Regions from separate parts of the Homo sapiens genome. Here region 1 is linked to region 2. A link is a loop called in an ENCODE intact Hi-C map of the cell type or tissue named here. Cell type or tissue: PC-9. All regions are shown on one strand. Each heading gives the region's core, and the rest is flanking DNA. Links, peaks and the distances in the headings are about the cores only.

Region 1 (2,818 bases), core at 238-2,737, 96 kb after region 2:
GGAAATTGTCAGAAATGCTGATTCTCGAACCTCTTGAATCAGAAACTCTAGGGTGTGGCTGGTAATCTGAATGTCTAACAAGCCCACCAGGTGAGTCTAATGATCACTCCAGTTGGAAAACCACTCTCTTTGAGACATATGACAGCAATAAGGCCCCCTACCAGCCCCCAAAATTTCAGAGTTGACACCTGTGTGATGGATGAGGTCTTATTTTTGAAAAGGAAAGAAATAGTAACTTTTAGGTACAACACCCCTCATCCACGCACACACAAAAGTACACACAAAGTGGAAGAATGCCTGGCTCCTCCCTCCTCCTCTGTTTACCATCTGTTAGCCATGCTTTGAGTTGTTTGAACAAGAGAATCAGTGTCAGAATAAACTTGCTTGTAGGGTGTCTGGAAGGCAGGTGCGGCCTGCCACTTCTAATGCAAGCTGAGAACAAACACGGCATACTGAGCCCAAATCGGCCTTCTGCTGCTAGAGACAGAGGTAGAATTTATGTTTTGCTGGGATGATACCCCCTAATGTGCTGCCTTACCTTGGGGCCTTAATTAGAAGCAGCAGTGGCCCTCGGGCCTGCTGAGCTTCTATTTGATGTGATTGCACAAAAGAGCTGAGATGGAAAACTAGAACTTTTGTTTTTTCACACATTCTAAAAAGCTTTTTCATAAAAGCCCCTTTCTTGTTTCTTGTTTGCTGTCACATGCACCAAGATAATTTAAAAAAGATTTATACAGGGTAAACAATTGGTAAAATCTGTCTTTCCCTTGTTTGTTCTAGTATTATCAGGTTCAATTTATTTTTTCTCTGCCCCACCTCCTCTTCCTCGCAAGGACCCTCCCATCTGCAGCCACCTCCCATTTATTTACCACTGCCTCCCTGTGGGTCCCTTTTCCTTTTCCTTGGGTCTTTCTAGAGCTATCCTAGTGTTTAGTGTTGAAAGCTTGAACGTTTAAAAAAATATTCAATACAAAAGTGAAAAATATCCACCTAAAATGTGGGTGTTTTAATTTCATAATTGCGCCCCTCTGAATTGACCTGATAAATGAAGCTAAAAAGCTGTGGAGATGTAATTGGCTTGCTTTATACCCATAGAAGCAATGGAGGACACACCACAGGCTGTTAGACACCAGCAGTAACCTGTATGAAATGCATAATAAGGAGCAGGAAAGAGATGTGACTATGTTCCTGGATCTACCACGTGTGTTGTGTAAATAAATTCATGATCTCAGCCCAGTGGCGTTCTTGGCTCAAAGCAAGTCCTAATTAACTGTCTACTGTGTGGCACTTCCTGCATAGCAGAGTAGCCTTACCCTTGGTTAACAGGAACCTCATAAGAACTGATGTTTTCTGACATATCAAGGGGGTCTTGCACCTGGACTTGTGGAGCTGTGTTAATCAGAAAGATAACTCTCGTTGTTCTCTGTCTTGACGTCTCTGGGCTTTCAAATTGTGGCTTATTCTTGTTTGTTTTTGAGGCAGAGTCTCACTCTATCCCCAAGGCTGGAGTGCAGTGGCACAATCTCGGCTCACTGCAACCTCTGCCTTCCGGGTACAAGTGATTCTTGTGCTTCAGCCTCCCGAGTAGCTGGGATTACAGGTGCGTGCTACCACGCCCGGCTAATTTTTTTGATTTTTAGTAGAGACAGGGTTTTGCCATGTTGGCCAGGCTGGTCTCGAACTCCTGGCCTCAAGTGATCTGCCCTCCTTGGCCTCCCAAAGTGCTGGGATTACAGGCATGAGCCACTGTACCCAGACTTGTTAGTTTTCAAAATTCACTTAACTTCCTTTAAGCATAAAAGGGAATTTATTGGAAGAGTCCTGGAGTATCACACAAAACCCAAGGCCAAGAACTACAGCCAGAGCTACGTGAAGGCCTGGAACCACGAAGTGAGTGCAAAACCTTCAAAAACCTATTCAAGAGGTTATTTCATCCTCACTTTTCTCTCTCTGACTCTCTCTCGCTTGGTCATCTGGACTCTGCTTCTTTTTCCATATTTGATCCCTGCTGCTTTTTCTCTGTAGATCAGCTTTCGCTTCCTTGGCATGAGCAGCGACAAACATGGTGGCCACAAAATGGTAGACTTTGCTGCCTAGTTTGATGGGGAGACTTGAGGATGTTCCAACACCCAATAGTTGGTGGATAAGCTGAGAAGACTGGGTTAGGAAAGTTGTGACATAGGCTGTGGCCAGGCCAGAGTCATGTGGTACCATTCCTGCTGTGGTTCATTTTAGCAGACAGGGATTTGGCTGTTAAGAAAAATTATCTCAGATTTGGACATAAGGCAAAAGGAGGGCCTTGTTTCTTTCAATGTCATGTTGGAGTGGTGTTTAATCCCTTCAGGGCTCTTTTTTATTTTATTTATTTTTTATTTTTTTGAGACTGCTGTTGCCCAGGCTGGAGTGCAGTGACGTGATCTCGGCTTACTGTAGCCTCCACCTCCTGGGTTCAAGTGATTCTCCTGCCTCAGCCTCCCGAGTAGCTGGGATTACAGGCGCCCACCATCACACCCAGCTAATTTTTTGTATTTTTAGTAGAGATGGGGTTTCTCCATGTTGGGCAGGCTAGTCTCGAACTCCTGACCTCAAGTGATCCGTCTGCCTTGGCCTCCTAAAGTGCTGGGATTACAGGCATGAGTTACCGCCCCCAGTCCCCCTCAGTGTTCTTTAAGTATCCAGGGGAATGTACCTTTATTTGACTCACTTTCAGTCACTTATTAAAGGCCCTGACTCTGTGAAATTACATGCTAACTTGTCGACCTTTGCAGTAGAGATGCAAATAATTTCTTTCTGGTAGGAAAGATAACCAGACATTATG
Region 2 (2,818 bases), core at 152-2,651:
CTTTAGACTTTTCTTCTGATTTGGTATTTTATGTATTTAAGCAGTTACCTGATTCTGATTTAAAGGAGCAATTTTATTTCTCTTTTTCTAACTCATTTACCCAATGAGTTTGTGTGACTATAGAGAAAAGTAGGCTGTGTGGTTTTTCTAGTTGTCTATACACATTGCCTCATAGAGCATATGTACCCATGGTACACATGTGTAATGTTTTCATTTCCACTAACCCGTTCACTCCCTAGATACTATGCTGGTGTTTTTCTGCTGAGGTCTCCCACATTTTTAATGCCTTTTCTGAGTTATTCCTCCTGAAGGAACGTTATATACTGTACTGGAGCAAATGAGGCTTTTCTTAAACTTCCAGTCTTGGGTTTTGCATGTAGCATTTCCATTCCTTACAGATGAATGAGTTCTTTTTTCCCTATTGACTATTAGGGCTTCGCCTTGCGGAAAGGAATAGGGTGGTGAAGGGAAAATATTTTGAGATCTTGCCTGCTCTTAATAGGGAGTTTGTGACACTTAGATTTTCAAGTGTTCATTTTATACCTTTCCCAAATCTGGTTGCAGTGTATTTAGTCAAGCATTGAAGACCTAACATATGGCATGTTTTGCAAGGCACAGGGAAAGAAAAATGAACTGAGAACAGTGAGACCTTGTGGAAGTTCCCAGGGTGGGACGTTGAAACCCTGGGTCCTGGGCCTTCCTGAATCACAGCCTCGGTGGGAGGATTTTATGAAAGGTACAGTGCAGTTGCATCATCTTACACAGTTGTACAGGACTGGGACCAAAAAAGGTGCCATGTAAATAGTGCATGCAATTGTGTTCAGTGTTCGTTCAGTGAGGACAGCCCCACTGAGCTACCTGTGTACTCAGGTGGTCTCGGTTCCCTTTGCGTTCTAATGGTTTGAGTTTCTTGCTGTATTGAGAGTGATTCTAGTGTTTAGAGACTTTTTCAAACATCACGGTCTCCAGATGTGAAGCCAACTACCTCATTTATTGTATGGTTGAACAAACAGATTTGTTCTGATGTTGGAAGGAAAACTAGCTGCTTTTGATTTGTTAAAAGATGGTACATGAGTGTTTGTGATATGTAAATACTAATGTGAAAGATTGTATACCATGTACTTAATGTCTGACTTAGTGGAATTTCAAAGGCAACTTTGACTAAGCAAATTTGATAAAGAATTGGTTTAAGAATAAGATGCAACTATACTTAGTGACTTTGGCTCACAGTTTCATCATCCATAAAATATTAGAAGATAAAATTAAATTATATTTGCAAGAGACACAAGACTATTAAGGAGGGCTAGAAGTTATCCAACAGTGGAGTGATTTAGATGACAAGGAGTTATTAATCATATTTGCCATTTCCTGTCACTGGAATGGGTAACCTTGCTTGGCTTGAATCTCCAGTTCTGGGAAAGAACAGTGCTGTGCTTGAGAGCAGTTTAGTAGACCAGACTGAAATAAACGCTCTTTCTAAATTGGCTAGTTGAATGCATTCACTACTCGGAACACCTGGCAGCAGTTGCTGGCACAGCTTTCCCTTCAGGAGTGAGTCAGGTTCTCACATAGTTGAATACTGGCCAGTAATTCTAAGTCCACTTAATTCTAAATCAACTTTTCTTTCTCTTTTTACTTATACTCCCAGAATCTTACAGATTGCACCTTTGTCCTATTGTCTGACTTAGGGGCAAAGGATCTGTGTTCTGTGATGGTTCATAAATGTGATGTTTGGCTGCTCTGATAATAAGAGTAATACCCTGACTCTTGAAAATTTAAAGCAAATGACTTTAGAGATGTTGGCTGGATCAAATCAGCTGTAGCGTACCTAACATTGGTATTTCATTTGGGCTTGTGAGGTCTTAACTATTATATTGGACAAATAATTTTGGTCTAACTCACAGGGCAGAAGCACTGATGTTCCCATTAACCATGGTCAGTCACATTCTGTGGTTGAAGCACATGTTTGTGGTGGTTTCTTTTGCTCCAAAAGAAATTTTACAACTCACAGATGCTTGATCAATTAAGGGAGTGATTTTATAGATAAATTATTGTGGGAAAACAGCACGTGCTATCAGTAGTAACTTAAAATCACTTAAAACAGTGCAGTAATTGTAGGGGACTCCCTTTCCCCTAAGATATATTTAGCAAACAACTGATGGGAGAAATAAAAAATATGTAACACTAACAAACTAGAGGGATTGAGAGCTATCTCCAGTCATGTAGCAAGGATATCTATCATGGAGAAAACGGCATGGTCTTCAGGAGGAGAAAGAAGCCTTGATTTCCAGACAGTTGTTTTCTCATGGGACACGTTTATTGAGCATTTACAGCTTACCACATTGTAGAAGTTGCTGGGGGATTTCAAGAGCCATAGACAGCTCTTCTCCCTCAAGGGGCTCATGTAGGGATGTGTAGGAAGTGACAGATGTGTTTGGACCTTTGGCTACTACCTAATACTTTGTTTTCTCAGGAACAAACTACTTATTAAATCCAGAAGCAAGCCAGTCTAATATAATAATAATGCTGTGGTCTTAATTATAGTTTTGGTTTCCCTTATAAGACACATAGGAAAGTTTTCCCTCCCTCCCAAAACTTAACCAAGGCAATAGTATTTCTGGTTAGTGACAGGTGGAGAGAGAGATGTTAATCTCAATGTATCTTCTTTCTTGACTTCCCTTTCCTTTTGAGACGGAGCCTCGCTCTGTCGCCCAGGCTGGAGTGCAGTGGTGCGATCTCAGCTCACTGCAACCTCTGCCTCCTGGGTTCAAGCGATTCTTCTGCCTCAGCCTCCTGAGTAGCTGGGATTACAGGCGTG

Evidence for each region. A loop is a pair of places that touch in the nucleus more often than their neighbours do. Peaks named below come from ENCODE experiments on the same cell type or tissue, not always from the same donor. Only the 100,000 strongest peaks of a DNase experiment are listed, where the experiment ranks them.
Region 1: a loop joins it to region 2, with 7 times the contacts of the local background. A loop is called at or near these places in 7 of 110 quality-filtered maps.

Annotation. Positions count from the first base shown.
Region 1 is chr7:135,773,226-135,776,043 of GRCh38, forward strand. No RefSeq gene overlaps it. Among named protein-coding and RNA genes, the nearest start is that of FAM180A, 26 kb to the left of the region's middle. In PC-9, for the core only: no CTCF peak of the experiment used is centred there; a DNase peak (open chromatin) is centred at 1,226; H3K27ac peaks cover 1,576 bases.
Region 2 is chr7:135,677,484-135,680,301 of GRCh38, forward strand. No RefSeq gene overlaps it. Among named protein-coding and RNA genes, the nearest start is that of STMP1, 16 kb to the left of the region's middle. In PC-9, for the core only: no CTCF peak of the experiment used is centred there; DNase peaks (open chromatin) are centred at 1,468 and 1,967; H3K27ac peaks cover 1,918 bases.